2 separate regions of the Mus musculus genome follow, and region 1 is linked to region 2. Evidence: chromatin loops called from intact Hi-C (ENCODE). Cell type or tissue: gastrocnemius. All regions are shown on one strand.

Region 1 (8,000 bases), 260 kb before region 2:
CCTGAGGCTTCAGCTACGCGAGGCGAGCACTCTGTCAACTGGGCTGTGTGTTTCTTGTTCTTTTGCTTGCTTGAAACCTGGAACTTTCTTTGTAGATTAGGCTGGACTTGAACTCACAGAGATCTGCCTGCCTCTGCTTCCCAAGTGCTGGGACTAAAGACCTGTGCCGCCACCACCCAATTATTCCTTTAGTGAAGTAAGAATTCTCTCCTGACTCCCATTCCAGCCAGGAAACATGGCCCTGCTCACTCTCCTCATTACTTATGGGGAAACTGAGACACGGAGAAGGAAGGAGCCTGCTCAGTTTCCTGCCAGGCCCCTCAGACACTGAGCAGGCAATGGTGTCATCCAGCAGCTGGAGGCAGGGATCTTCCCAAGGCCACCAGCACATCGAGGGAGATGGCAGTGGAATTACACATCCAGGGAGATTTAAGGAGAACAAAAATATTCTGGCACTTGCAGGATTGTGGGAGTTGATCAGGCTTCCCCGGTGGAATTCCTGCTTCCTCCTCCTCCTACACAGGGCACAGGGAGGGAGAGGCAGACAGGTGTGGGAGGCCCAGGGAGGAATGCCAGGGCCAGCAGGAGGGAGCCAAGAAGACCAAGAGTCACGCTGGCTACGGGCACTCTTTCTTCCCTACCTGGCTGGTCCTGCAGAACTAGTAGGGGTCCCCGGCCCCAAGGGCCAGTGGGGCTCACTTGTGTGAATGAGGGCCAAGATCCAAGCCCCCATGGTGTGACTCCAAAGCTTGGGCAAGAGCAAGGAGCAAGGATGGAAGCTATCCTAGGTCATAGGAAGGAGCGAGGAGATGCAGCCAAGAGAAGAAAGAAGGGGGGGGGGGGAAGGAATCAGGAGGATCCCCTGGAGAGGCAGGAGCAGAAAAAGGGGGGAAAGGCAGAGATGAGGGCAGCAACAGCTGCAGAAGCACACACCCAGGGTGCTCCTGAGCAGGGGCAGAGAAAGGACAGCTCTGGTCTGGTGCTGTCCCGGGACGCTACCTAGAACCTCAAGTCTGCCAAGTCACAGCCCCTGTTCAACCTGCCCTTGGGATCCCCAAGGTGCCATTCAGCGAGGGCTCTGAAGACAGACAGAGCCGGGCTGTAACTCCCATTGCACTTTCTCAACATAGTCCAATCCTAGGCTAATCTCGGTGCCTCTGTTTCTTCATCTGCAAAATGGGCGTATGGGGCCCCACACCAGCTCCAAGGAGTCCTGACACATGACTGATTTCCTCATAGAGTGGGCTTGGTATGGCCCCTCCCTCTCCAAGGCTCTATTCTTCTATTCCCTGGGAAAGAACTGGCTTAGCCTGGCCTCTCTAAACCCAAGGACAATTCTAGAATCAAGAACAGAAGGGGTTCTGCCCCACCTCGGGGCTTTCACACTTAAAGTTCCCTCTGCCAAGGCTAGAGGAACAGCACCAGAAAGCAGAGAAGAGACTGAGGGAGGAGGGGCATGCAGGACTAGGCTAGTGACAGGGGACCCCTGCCTGCAGGGGATCTAAGCACACAAAGGGACCAGTGGGTGACCAGCCCCTCCCCGGGGCCTTCCTGGGGCATCTACCTGCCCCTCCCTCTCTGAGTCTGCGTGCCCAGAGACCATTAGTGTGGCTTTGTTTTGAGTGCTGTCTCCACTACCAAGAGCTCTGGCCGCAGGGCCTCCATTAGGGACCCTTTCCCAGGGCCGATGACAGGCGGCAAACAGCTCCCCTGCGAGCCAGCAGTAATTGCTGCTGTCTCCAAGGCCGGAAATGATTTTTTTAAAGCCCCACAAAGCAAAACAGACACCTGGCTACACGCTTTCTGCCTTCCCACCTCAGCCAGGAAGCAAGCCTGAAGGTCCAAGCACAGGGGGCACTCCTGGCGGCCAAGAGTATGCTGAGGAATCCAGGCTGGCGGCCCCAGCCCACCCTGCCTCCCAGAGCCTCAGTTTTCTCATCCACAAGCTAGGCAGTAGAATGATGTCAAGGGTAGGTGAGGGTTGGAGCACAGGAGACCTGGAGGGCAGCTAGAGGGAAGGATGGGAGTGAGGCAGGCAGGGAAGGGCACAGGTTTGCGATGGGAGAGGAGCCTGGCACAGGCACAGGCTGGGAGAGGACATACTCTACGCATGAGGCATGCATACACCTCCTCCCCAGATGCTGAACCAGCAACCCCCCAAGCCCACACTCAGTGAGCCTCGAACTATACTCCTGGTCTCATGGTGGGCAGCATCTCCTCCAGCCTCCCACACCAGCCTGAGCTCCTGTTTCCCACACGGCAGCAGCCCTGACCCAGGCTTTTCCCACTCTCCGACGGGGCGTGTGCAGACACGGTTCAGTGCCTGTCTTGCAAGCACAAGGACTTGAGTTTGATCCCCAATGTCATAAAGGGGGAGGTGGTGGTATTACAGTGCTGGGGTAGGGGTGGGGAGTGGGGTGGCAGGGATAGGTGGATCCTTGGGGCTTGCTGGCTAGCCAGCCTGTGCTAATTGATAAGACTCAGACCAATGAGAAACCCTGTCTCAAAAAGTCAAGATGATCTGGGTCTAAGGAGGAGCATCTAGGGTTGTTCTCTGGCCTCCTCTCCATGTGCACACATGCATACAGCAGTGGGGTTCTCATTAGACTCAGAGGATTACGGTCACTGAGAAAAGTGGAGAGCCACCGGTTTGGGCAAGTTGGGACCCTCTAAGTCTCAACAATTGCTCACTTATTCATTCATTCATTCTTCATTCACTCATTCATTTACTCATTTGGTTGACATTTATTGAATACCCACTCTGTGTGTTTTTGAAATAGGTAATATATGTGTGTGGTTCTGAGTTGCCATTAATGAGGTATGTGTGGTGTGTGTGGGTGTGTGTGTTGTGTGGTGTACAGACAGAGAAGAGAAAGGTGGGGGCAGGTGAGGGACATCGGAGAGAAGATGGGAATATCGGACACAGAGAAACGAACAAAGATAGTAAGGCAGAGAGGGAAGAAAAGAGGAGGGAAAGCTCTGGAGAGACAGACTACCAGGGTGAAGTGGGCCCAGGGAGGAAGACCAGGTAGATGGCAGGCACAGCAGCTGGCAGGTGGCACTGCTGACCCCAAGCTGTTAGTTCTCCACGGCCCCTTTCAGCTCCTGAGCTGATATCCCAAGGGCAGTGGAGGCTGACCCTGAAGCAAAGGCCACAGAGGGTCCCAGGCTGGCTCCTCCGCAGGGAAGCGAAAGGATAGCCAGACTCCCTCCCAGCCTGCCCTCTCTCCAGCGATAGCCACCCAAACATACTACAGGCATGCATTTAAGCAAAACCATCATTGCCAAGCTGGGAATCCCAGGTGGGGACACACTCACTGAACCCCCGCATTCTCCCGACAATGGCAGACTGGGACTCCGGAGTACCCTGTGGGTTCTTTCAGGCAGAACACAGCACCCCCAGTACCCTGGCATTCCCTCCCCCATGACAGATTCACAAGCCAGGGCACCGAGCCAGGGCACTGTCAGGTTCAGGACCAGGGACTGCCTACACACTCTGCTGGCAGCCAAGCAAACAGCTGAAAACTCAGGCGCCTGGCTGTGTGCTTCTCGCCCAGACTGAGCCTGGCTGTGTCCTGCCACAGCCGTGTGTCTCCAGGTCAGTCATATCTGACCTTCCCTCAGCATTCTGATCTGAGAAACTGGGTTGCCTTTGACTCTGTGTCGATGACCACATGATAAGAGAAAAAAATGGAGAAGTGTGTGGAGAAGAGACTGGATAAATGTGCCTCAGGCTGTGAGGAACCTCAGCCCACCCTCCCCCAGCCCCCACTCCACCCCCAACTCCATTTACATTTGCTACTGTGAGCAGAGTGTGGACTTTTTTGAAGGGATTTTAGAAGCCTAGCATTTAGAAGCTAACTCAGCATTGTTCAGATGGGGAAACTGAGGCCAGGAGACAGGCAAGGAAGCCACCCAGCAAGGCAGAGGCAAGGGAGGGCTGGGCAAAGCCACGGGTGTGTCTGTTCATCCCTCTCCATGTTAACATTTTGCTCTGAGCTGGAGTAAAGCCATCAGGCCCATGTCCCCATCCCAACACAGCTCTCCATCTCCCCTCCCACCTACTCCTAATCAGCCCGTGGCGAGCTGGCAATGTGTGAGATCTTTATGAACACTTGCTGTGTTCAGGCTTCTCCACCCTGCACTGGCTCAGGATAGGAACCTTCAGGAACCTATATAGTAGAACCTGCCCATGATAACCCCAGCTGAGGAGTGGCTGGCTCCTGCTCGCACCCTTTCTGGACTGGGAAGCCCTCTCTACACACTGTCACGGTCCAGAGGTGAGTTCCCTTCTCTGAGCTGAGTGTCACACCCTGCTTCCCTGTTCCCTAAATAGCCTCACAAAATCTACTTGAATATTCCTTCTGGGTACCGTTGTCTGTCTTTCCCACAAGCCCGACAACTCCCCAGGACAAGAACCTTATCTGTCCACTTCACTAATAGTTTCCAGGAGCTGAATGGCCTGGCACGAGGCAGGTGCTCAATTGGTGTCTGTCGAATAAATGAATGAACAGCTTCTAACACTTGGCAGCATCCCCCACCAACGTATAGCCCTGGCATGCCCCCAAAGCTGCCCATTCCCACTCTGGATGCCCACAGCCAGACCTGAGTCCCACCTGTACTATGATGGTCTTAATGGTTTCCTATAAACAAGCCCACTATTTTTAATACCCGGTTAGTCTCATCCTAAGCAATCGTATCTGTGAAATCACAGTTTTGATGTGCTGGCTATATTTTCCAGCCCACATTAAAATAAATGCATAACTATTAAAACGTAAGAGGTTTGTCTGGGCTCTGCCTAAGACCCGTTTCTCAGGGAGGACTCAGGTTTGCTGAGGCTCCGGGGAGGCTCTGGGAGGGATTGAAACTGAAGTTTGGGGGGTGAAGCCGAACTGAACTAAGGCCCCAGAGATCCCACTGATGGCTTCCAAGGAGGAGGGGAAGTATTCAGCTGTGTGTGTGGTGGTGGGTGGGTGAGCTTGAGGAATAGCTGTAGGCTCAGCTGCCCACCTTCCTTCTCCAGGATACTGGGCACGGCAGGGACTCAGCAGGTGGGTCCTGATCCTGTATCACCGATGGTCACTGGCTGGCTGGCTTCTATGGTTTAACCTTCTGCTTCTTTTCTGACGGGTCATCGGGTCAGGGAGGAAACTCCCTTGGACCCCCTCACCCACCTGGCAAACACATCCATAAGTACTCAGGGGCTGGGCCCAGGCTACCCACAGCAAAGTGACGTCAGTCGTACCCACCCCTGACGGTGACCAGTAGCCTTGAGGAGAATCTAATTTTATAAGGTTTTTACTGTAAACTTGTGATACTTAAATTATCTTAGTGTTTTAAAAATACATTAATATGGAGGGAGCAAGTGTGAGAATTTGTATCTCAAACCTTTACCTTGCTGTCCATCCATCCATCCATCCATCCATCCACCCACCTATCCATCTTCCCTTCCTTCCTTCTCTGCACCTCCCAGAGCTGGCTTCAGATGCTTTTCCCATAGCCCCATCAACTTAGTTTGGACCTAAAGTCTCAGGGAGTGGGTAAGTACCTGGAAGTGGGCTTAAGTCAGGTTACCTCTCTTCCCCTCTCTCTCCTTATTCTTTCCTTCCATAATCAATCAATCAATCAATCAATCAATCAATCAATCAATCCATCTGGTGGCTTTCCCTCCTAAGGATGTCTTGCTATGTAGCCCTGCAGGTCACAAGGAAATTCCCCATCACCCTTGCTGTCCCAGTGTGTAACAAGGAGTAGAGTCCGAGAGGCCACCTGTAGCTGTAGTTTGGCAGAATTGGCCCCAGGAGTCTGCTGATGGGCAAGGTGTCAAAAGCGACCAGGGTGAAGGCCTTGAGGTAAACCATTTCTGAGGGCCAATTTCCCACAGGAGCCTGGGAGCCCTCAAGCCCAGGCTGAGTATTTATGAGAGTATTGATGGCATAATCACTAGTGTAGGAGACAAAGGAGAACACACATTTTTAACATCAGAACCTTCAGGACTCGATTTTCTTCAGTAATCCAGCCACCAAACCAGCCAGTTTATCGATGGTGAGCTGCTACCAACAGTTAGGCAAGGAACCCGGGAAGGCCAGAGACACTTTTTTTTTTCAGAACATGAGCTACAGTCAAAGCCAGGAGCCCCTCCTCCAGAGCACCCCATTGCTTCTTCCTGGCAATGCAGAGCACCTCAGAGCAGCAATCACTCACTGGACTGAGAGCCAGGCCAAGCTGGGGGCTCTGTCTGCACTAGGGAGACGTTAATAATTGAAGGTGGTGGGCTGGGTTGGGGGCTGCCTGCTGCAGTGGGTTTTCGAGGCTTCTCTGTCTAGATCACTCCTCCTCAGGAAGCCAAAGCAAGCTCAGTACTCGGTGATTCCCACTCTCCATCCCTAGCAGGTAGGGGTGACTGTTGGAGGCAGGGCTTCCCCGTCTCCAGATGCCAAGAGCTGCCTAGGAGTTCATTAAAATGCAGATGGGGGCGGGGACCGAGGCGTAGCTCAGCGGGACAGTTCTTACCCGGCAAGTACAAGGCCCTGGGCTTGATCCCCCCCCCCCCTGCACGACTGAAAGAAGGGAGCAGAGATGGCTCAGCAGGTAAAGGTGTTTGCTGCCAAGTCTGACAAACTGAGTTCAAACCCCAGGACTCATACAGTGGCGAGAGAGAACCAATTCCTGCATGTTTCCTCTGACCTCCACATGTGCACCTCCACAAAATAAACAAATGGAAAAAAAGAAGAAAAGGAAGGAAGGAAGGAAGGAAGGAAGGAAGGAAGGAAGGAAGGAAGGAAGGAAGGAAGGAGGGAGGGAGGGAGGGAGGGAGGGAGGGGCAGGCAGGCCTATGGGGGCATATACATTATCACAAATAACCTGGTGGGCTCAGACTAGGGCCTATAAATGTCTTCACAAAGCTTCTGCCTTCCTGTCCACACCCAGAAAAAGCACAGGAAGCTTAGATATGGACTCCAGTAAGATCTGCCTCCTTCCAGAGCTTCTGGTCCCTCTTGGTGAAACATGCGGCCTTAACGGTTCCCCGGGGAACCCCCCCTGGAGTTAGGGCTCTGCAGAGAAAGAAGTTCATTACAGGACTAGGCTGAGTCTGCCCAGAGGCTGGCCTCGAGATGATAGATCCAGAGTCACTGGCACCCCTTATTCTGATGTGGTCCTCCAGGTTCTGCACAGGCACAGTGACCTTGGGTGAGTCGTTTGGTGAGCTCTCCAAACGCAGTTTTCTTGAGTATCTATCTAATGCCAGCCTGCATGAGTTCACAGTGGGGAGAGGTCTGGGCACTTAGAACACACAGTCAGCATTCCATACACTGTAGGTCCATCCCCTCCCACCCCTGCTAGGGGCATAGCCATGAGCTGCCCTTTTCTTGTGAGGAAAGCCAGAGCAGCTGCCATTGCGATGTAGGAGGTGTGAGTCTCCCCATCCTGTCTCTGAGTGCTGGGGTTCGGGTGCCTTCTGAGAGCCAGGCACCATCCATTCTGCAAGCTTTGGCGATGCTTCCTCTGAAGGCGGTTGAGTGGACGTTGGGGGAGGGGGGTGTTGGGGAGTAAACAGACATCCTTGCTGGCTGACCTGCCTGGTCACAGACACTCCGTGTGACAACCCCAGGGACAGACAGGTGCAAGGCAATAGCTGGTGGCTGGGCAGGATCAGGTGGAGCTGCAGCCGTGAGCTGACACCAAGCTAAGCAGTTGAGGTTTGTGGGTTCATCCCTAGGACTCCCTGCTCCGAGCCCCAACCCTTTCTCCTAAACCCATAGACACCATCCTGACCTGGCCTTATTCCCTGAATCAGCTGAGGACATGCGGAGCCCAGGAATAATGAAACGATCAGGCTCCAATCTGCTAAACAGCAATTTCGGGGCTTTTTCAGCACACACAGCTTTTATCAAATTGGTATTCTCCTCCTGAACACAAATGGCTTATTAGACATGACCCACTTATTCGCCGCGTCTCACTATCATTAATAACTGTTTCTTTTTGTGATTAAGTGAGTG
Region 2 (8,000 bases):
TCACAGTTTCCTCATTTAGACTCAATATGTGGCGTTTGCCCACTCCACATAGCTCTACCCTGACCTTTGAAGGCCCACCCACCCACCAGGCCTTATACACCCCTCTGTTTCTTGGTTTCAAATTAGTTTCGTGTCAGATCAGTATTGAGCTGAGGTGGAGAGGCCAAGGTGCCGGTGAGGGAGATGGCTCAGTGGGTAAGGGTACCCAAGGGAAAGCAAGAGGGCCTGAATGTCCAGCACCCAAGTAAAAAGCTGACTGTGGTCATGTGGGTCTATAACCCCAGCACTGGGTGGCAGAGACAGGCTCTCTGGACAGCTGGCCAGTCTACCCAAAAGGACATGCTTCAGGTTCAGTCAGTGTCATTGCCCCAAAAACTGAGCTGGAGGGCCAGAGAGATAGCTCAGCAGGCAAAGACATTTACCTGATGACCCATGAGTTCAATCCCTGAGACCCATGTGGTTGAAAAGAGAGAACCAACTCCTTCAAGTTGTCCTTTGACCTCAATATGCACACCATGGCACATATGTGTACCATCATACACACAAATACATAGATATATATACACATGTTCGCGTAAATAGGAAAAAGTTAAGGTGTAAATTGACAGACGCTCTGTCATTCACATGTGGGCATGTTGGCATAGACGCACGCTTACACATACTGATACACCTACACCACACACACATGCTGAGGTCACAAGATACGTATGTATGTTCATCCACTTGAATTCCTCCATTGCCAAACGATGCTTGCTCTTGACCTTTGCCCACCCTCCAGAACTAAGGTCATCTACCTGGGATTGTGTCGCTATACTCAGTACCCCTCGACAAGCAGAAAGCCTACTTCCAACCAAGACTACTGGGAAAGGGGCATAAAGTAGAGAAACAATGTGGCCAAAGTCATGCTACTCTCCTGAGGTGCAATTTCTGCTGCTGAGCGGAAAGGGAGGCCTGAAGAGATGGACCACTGGGTAAAAGTGCATGCCACTCAGGTGTGAGGACCGGAGTTTGGATCCCCAGCACCTACATAAATGCTAAGTGTGCCAGTAAAACTAGTTAACTGGAGGTAAAAGTGGAATTCCTGGAGCAAGCTGGCTACCTGGACTAGCTGTATAGTTGTTCTGCCTCAGTGTACAGTGTATCTGCATATGCAGAGAGGACCACAGGCATGCAAATGTAAACACACATATGCATACACTGCCAATCACACACACACACACACACACACACACACACACACACACACGTTAGTAAAGAGAGAGAGAGACTGATAGATGTAAATACACAGGTGGGAAGGATGGAAGGAAAGAGCAGAGGGAGAAAACTGGGAGGTGAACAGGATGAGGGAGGAGGAGGAAATGAGAGCAGGGAGTGGGCAGAAGGGGAGAAGAGAGAAGGGGGGGAGGGAAGGAGAGAGAGAGAAGAGAGGGAGGTAAGATAGAAAGGGGGAGTGTCCCCCCCCACATCTTTTTGCTTTGCTTTCCTAACACATTTCTCTTTCATCTGACCTTAGAAGAGTCTATTTGTGTTGAGATTTTAAATTGAGAAGTTTCCCCCCCCCCTTTTTCCCCACAAACATCCCCATGCTGTTAGCCTGGTTCTAGATTAATTTCTATTCATGCCAGTGGCTTCAGTATTTATTCTCCTCCAAAATCACTGAGTTGGAAGGGACAGAGTGAAAGTCATTTGGCTTTGTGTTTATTTGCGTTCCGAGCCTGAGCCTGGAGAGCGGGGGTTGGGGGGGGGGGCAGATGCCACTGTAGGCAAGAGGGGTGATTGCTAGAGCCTGACTCTCCTGCCCAAATCTTGTGATAAGCAGGGCACTGGTGGACGGGTCAGAGCTACAAGTCCCTGGGACTCAGCCAGTCAGCATTCCGGATGGATTTTGAAGCTTCTAGTAAACTCAGTGCCACTGTCGCCAAGAAGTCTGGCCTGGACATGGGGATCTGCGTCTGGAGATACAGCTGGCTTCACCATTTCGTGCCTGCAGAACCCAATGAGCATCCCTTTGTTCTCTGAGCCTCATTGGCTCTTCTCTGCAACAGGAGATCAGTAAAGTGCTGTCATGAGGGGATGGGGGCACCACGGAGGTGACATTTCAGGCAGAGTATGGCATAGTGTTTGCGAGCTGAGTACGTAGAGATCCTGCATAGGAGCAGATATTCTGCAAGCAGAAGAGAATATACTAATTCTCTCCCCAGTGTGTGCCTGCCTGTGTAACCTTGGCCCAGCAGACTTACTCCTCGGAGCCCATATTTATGAGCAGTCCAGGCAGAGATGATACAGTGGCACTTCCTAGTGTCGTGGGGGAAGAGTGAACCAGAACAACCATGCACGAGGCTCACCATGTTGCCTGGTACACAGTAAGAGCTCAGTGGGTACTCATTAGAAACAAAGCATATAGGCAGGCACCCACAAAGCAAAGAGACGGAGAGACTGGGATAGCAGCACAAAGGACAGAGAAAGGAATGGAAGGAATGGGATGTAGGACACTGGAACTGCAACCATCAGAGCAGTGGTAGGAGCTGAGCTGCTGATGAGGGCAGAGGAGCCCCTCACAGACCTCGTATGGCAGTCAAGGGAGGTTTGACTTCTCTCTGAAAAAGGGTAGAGCTGCTGGGGGTGGGGGGCTAAGCCAGAGAGGAGTGTGGTCATGTGATGATTAAAACGATTAACTTGACAGGACCCTAGGAAAAGAATTTCTGCTCGTGGCCATGAGGGATTATCTAGATGAGGTTAGCCTCGGAGCACGCCTGTGAGGGATTATCTAAATTAGGTTAATTGAGGTGGAGTCTTGGTTTCCTTTGCAGTTGCTATGACAACTTAAGGGAGAGAGGGCTTATTTGGTTTATAATTCCAGGTTGTAGTCCATCATTGTGGGGATGTCAAGGATGACAGGAACTTGAAGCACAGGTCACATCCTCAGTCCAAAAACAAAGAGAAAATGAATGAAATATGTTAGCGCTCAGTGTATTGTCTCCGTTCTTTTAGCATTTAGAATTTTCTTCCTAGGGATTGGTGCCACCCACAGTGGGTAGATTCTCCCACCTCAGTTAACATAATCAAGATAATCCCCACCGACCAACCTGATCTAGGCAGTTCCTCCTGGAGGCCATCTTCCCAGGTGTTTCTAAATTGTGTCACTTTGACAGTCCAAACAAGCCATCACAGGTAGGAAGAAGACCCTGTGGGTAGCAAGCACCGTTCTCTAAGCTAGGATCCCGAACTGAATAAAAAGGAGACGGCAAACAGAAAAACAAATCTTGTCATAGCAATGATACAGAGTAACCATGTACTGGGACAACCTGAGTTTGCAGTTTGAGCTTGGGAGGAAGGTGTGAGTGAGCAGGTGTTGATAAATGGATGGAAAACAAGCCCAGGCCCCTATGAGGAAGGACCTGCCTAGAGCCTGTGGCGAGGCCTCTGGAGAAAAAAGATAGAATCCTGGCTTCTCTCTTTTCTTCTCTTGTCCCAAACAAGTCCCAGAGTCCTGGTGCCATGTGACCATGCCCCAAGCACTACACACAAAACAGCCAGGATAACCAGAACTAAACAAGTACTGGGCTAGCTAGCTAGTATGAGGTGCAACTGAGTGGCTTCCCTGGTCCTACTTCCTTCCCATACCCCTCCTCTCTCCCATGCTCTCCTCTTCTCCTCCTCTTCCTCCTCATGCACGGATCCAGCTAGAAATGACTGCATGAGGACCAGACTGAGGACCAGGTTAGCACCATGCAAGTCCTTCCCAGCCCCTCATGACCACACCCCTCATGACCACACCCCTTCCTGACCACACCTCCTCATGACCACACCCCCTCATGACCACACCTATACTATGGCAGCATCAGCCAGGAAAGTCACACAGTCAGGCAATGCCAATTTCAGTCAGGGTGAGTGGGATCTAAGGGATTACAAGGCCTTGAACTAGAAAGGGAACGCGGAACAGTCCAGCCGGAGGTCCTGAGGCTCCCGCCCTCTTTCAGGTACCCTCTTGTTCCCTCGGTTATGGCCCCGTGTCATACGCTGTGGAAGCACATTGTCCTGCCCACACTATCATAATCCCCGTCTCCCCAGCCTCGCCCTCTGCTTCTTACCTCAATACAGCAAGCTCCCCGAATACTTCCCCACCTCCGGTCCTTCTGTATGCATGCCCCCTCTCTTCCCCACCTGTCTCTATGGAGACTCTCTCCCTGACAACTCCATCCGAGTCTTCCATCATCCTCTCTCTGAAGCTTGTTCATTTCCTTTATAGCTCCTATCGTTGTTTGAAACTGAGTTAATTGGTTTGATTCATGCCTATCTCTTTCTCTCTCAAGACTTTCAGTCCAGCAAGGGAGTTTAGGCCTAATGAGATGAATCAAGCTTTCCGTGTAAAAGATAGCCAGTAAATATTTATAGGAAGACATAGAGGAAGGGGAAAAAAAACAATGGGAAAGGAAGGAGGAAAAAGAGAGGGAGGCCAGGAGGGTGGGAGGGAGGAAAGAAGGAAGAAGGGGACGGAAGAAAAAATGAGCTTGAGAATAGAGAAGGTAGGAAAGAGGGAGGACCTGACACAAGGGCCTGCCCATTCACAGACCTAGACAGGAAGTCCCTGGCCCAAAAGACTATGTGCACTATGAAGCCACCATGGAAACCCAGACCTAGAGCCTGGTTAGCGGCACATGCCTAGCATCCCAACAGTCAGAGAGCTGAGGCAGAAGAATTAAAAGTGTGAGGTTTGAGGCCAGTCTGGGCTACGTATGGATGCACTGCTTCAAAGCAAACAGCACAAGCTTATCAGGTCTTCCCCTACTCCCTGTCCTACCCTCCAGACTGCTAAGTGCCTCAAACTACCCTAAACACATTCCGTGCACAGCTGGGCACCTGCAGGCGCTCAAGCTACAGAACAGGAAGGTGATTTCCAAGGGGTCAGGGCTCCTTCCAGATCCCCAGAGGTGATTCGACAGCAGGTGGCTTCTCTGCTTTCTCAGGCACAGTGTGCGCCTCTCCTCTGAGACCTGTGCCCAACTGTGTTGACTCAGATCAAGAGCATCTTCTCTGTGTGTCTTTGTGTCACTTGCTTCTCCACTCCGTGTTAAGCTGGCATGCACATCCCAGCAGCTCCATTCCGCTCATCTTTGCGGCTCTCTGTTCTTCCTTAACCCCCTTCCCACCCTCTCCTTTACCTCCCTCCCTCTCCCCTCCCTCCCTCCCTCTCTTCCTTCTTCCTGGTGGATTCCTGTTTTATTCAATATATTCAATATATTATCCACTGTTACTGTCAACTCATCTTGAGATTTACACTGCCCCAGGTCTTGGGTCCCCTTAAAACTAGATCCTACATTCCTTTCAAAGGAAATGGTATCTAGGGGCTGGAGAGATGGATGGCTCAGCAGATAAGAGCACTGACTGCTCTTCTGAAGGTCCTGAGTTCAAATTCCAGGAACCACATGGTGGCTCACTGTGGAGAGCCGGTACGTGCTGCGAGCAATCGCATGCGTGCTGCCAGTAATCTCTGAGGAGAGCCGTGTGTGCCGCGAGCAATCGCCATTATAAGATGGTGCGGGCCTCCGCTGTGCCTAACTAGTAAACAAGCCTTGTACGCAGGTGCGAGAGTGAATTCACTCCTAGTCACTCCCATTCTCGGGGTGTAATAGTGGGGTGATGGGCAAGCAACGAATCGGGAGCTGTCACGCCATATCAGGTGCTGAAACGTCACGCTGCGGGTTATAAAAGCAGCGCCATTTTCCCGGTTTGGGATCTTCCTGAGAAACAAGCAATAAAGCTCTTGCCGCGGAAGATTCTGGTTTGTTGCGTCTTTCTTGCCGGTCGAGCGGGACGCAATAAGTGGCGCCGAAGAACCCGGGAACTGTCATCACACCGGCGCAAGGAAGATCCCTCGTTCGCGGGGCAGAATCAGAACCGTGGGACAAAAGGCTCTACAAGGTACGTACAATCTTGAAATTTCTCCAGAGTTAGAAGCCCTTTTGATTGTTTGCATGACGACTATGAGGATTGTCAGCAAATGGTAGAAGCGGGGCAGAAAGTTCTGGACAAAATTCAAGAAAGTCTATCAGAGGTAGAGCGGGGAGAGAAAGTAAAAGTAGAGAGGAAACAAAGTGCACTGAAGAATTTAGGCCTTTCCACGGGCCTTGAGCCCGAGGAAAAGAGATATAAAGGAAAGAATGCCTTGGGAGAGATAAGAAAAAGGGATGAAAAGGGAGAGAAGAAGGGAGATCGAGCTGGAGAGGCACATAAGGAAAGGAGCCTTTACCCGCCACTGGATGAATTTAAGCAGCTAGCTCTTAGTAACTCAGAACCAGATGAAGGAATTAGCGCCTCTGAAGAAATGGACTCGGAGGAGGAAGCAGTTCGTTATAAGGGAGAAAGGTACCAGCAAGATAAAATGTAAGCTACTCAGTCCAGAAAAAGGCAAAAAGCGGCTGGCGAAAGCCAGCTTGCTGCTCGGCCTCCGGACTGTCGGCTTCAGGGTCCTAGTGCACCTCCGCTTTATGTGCAGAAGTAGTGGTCAATTTTTACCTACGCCTCATGTAGGGGTAAACCCTCGTGGCGTCAGGCCATTACAGGTCTGGCAAATGGATGTCACTCATATTTCCTCCTTTGGGAAGAAATCAATATTTACATGTTTCTATTGACACCTGCTCTGGTGTAATGTTTGCCACACCTTTAACAGGTGAAAAAGCCTCTCATGTTATACAGCACTGCCTAGAAGCGTGGAGTGCTTGGGGCAAGCCCACAATTCTAAAAATGGATAATGGGCCAGCATATACTTCTACTAAATTTCAACAATTTTGTCATCAAATGGATGTCACTCACTTGACTGGCCTTCCTTATAATCCTCAAGGACAAGGCATTGTGGAATGTGCCTACTGCACACTCAAATCTTATCTTATAAAACAAAAAGGGGAGTTGATGAGACTCTGCCCTCAGTGCCAAGAGTAGTGGTATCTATGGCACTCTTTACACTTAATTTTTTGAATCTCGACGAGCAGGGACACTCTGCAGCTGAGCGACATAGCTCAGACCCTGATAGACCAAAAGAAATGGTCAAATGGAAGGATGTTTTAACTGGTCAGTGGAAAGGCCCGGATCCTATCTTAATCAGATCCCGGGGAGCTGTTTGTGTTTTTCCACAGAGTGAAGACAACCCATTTTGGCTGCCGGAACGACTCACCCGCAGGATATTCATCAAGGATGGTGCAGAAGATGCTGACCTCCCGAGGACTGTTCCTGATCCTGACAATGCTGAACTTGTCTCAGGTTCCTAGTATAATGGGCGAGCAGAGATGGGCTATTCTCTCGACTTTCCCTAAACCAATGCCAGTTCGCCATGATGCTATAGTTTTTCCAAAATTCTTTACTACTAATAAAACAGTGGATTTGCCATATTTACCCTATGATCCCACCCGAGCACCATTAGGAGAAAATCGCTCTTTACTAGAACAGGGTTCTTTATGTTTTCAAATTAATGGACCAGGAAATTGTATCAACCTCACAGCCCGAGCTTTGGGGAAGTTTAATGAGCGTCGAGGAGGTTGGGTGAGCACAACCCAAGATACTTCCAATGTAGAGATAACCTTTACAAATCGGACCTTTTGGCAGGAGGTAAATTGGGTTAATGGTACATTTCTACCACCTAACTTTTCAGACAAAGAACGTCCACACCAACCAAAAATAGCCCCTCATTGTAGTTTGGAAGATGAAGGGCTGATCCTGTCTTGGTCTGATTGTCAATCCTCCATCACTCATTGGGCAGATCAGAGTAAAACCTTTTCCTTTTCTCCCAACATGATAGATGACCCAGAGAAGGAATTTGTTATGAAAAAGGGACTTTTCATACAGGACTTTAGAATGCATCCCTTTCACAAGTGGGTGCTTTGTGGAGTCAATGGCAGTTGTACAGAACTCAATCCTTTGATTTTTATCCAGGGAGGAGCAGTTGGAAAGGCTTCTTTTACTGGCATCTCAAGATTTGCTCAGTATTGGGGAATACATGATGCCTC

What was found. Hi-C counts contacts between places; a loop is a spot of excess contacts. Peaks named below come from ENCODE experiments on the same cell type or tissue, not always from the same donor. Only the 100,000 strongest peaks of a DNase experiment are listed, where the experiment ranks them.
Region 1: a loop joins it to region 2, with 1.8 times the contacts of the local background. A loop is called at or near these places in 2 of 42 quality-filtered maps.

What each region holds. Positions count from the first base shown.
Region 1 is chr2:157,917,202-157,925,201 of GRCm38, reverse strand. The region is part of intron 1 of Vstm2l (V-set and transmembrane domain containing 2-like); the gene reads right to left. Among named protein-coding and RNA genes, the nearest start is that of Vstm2l, 6.5 kb to the right of the region's middle. In gastrocnemius, no CTCF peak of the experiment used is centred here; DNase peaks (open chromatin) are centred at 629, 3,114 and 3,472.
Region 2 is chr2:157,653,854-157,661,853 of GRCm38, reverse strand. No RefSeq gene overlaps it. Among named protein-coding and RNA genes, the nearest start is that of Gm34293, 19 kb to the left of the region's middle. In gastrocnemius, no CTCF peak of the experiment used is centred here; no DNase peak of the experiment used is centred here.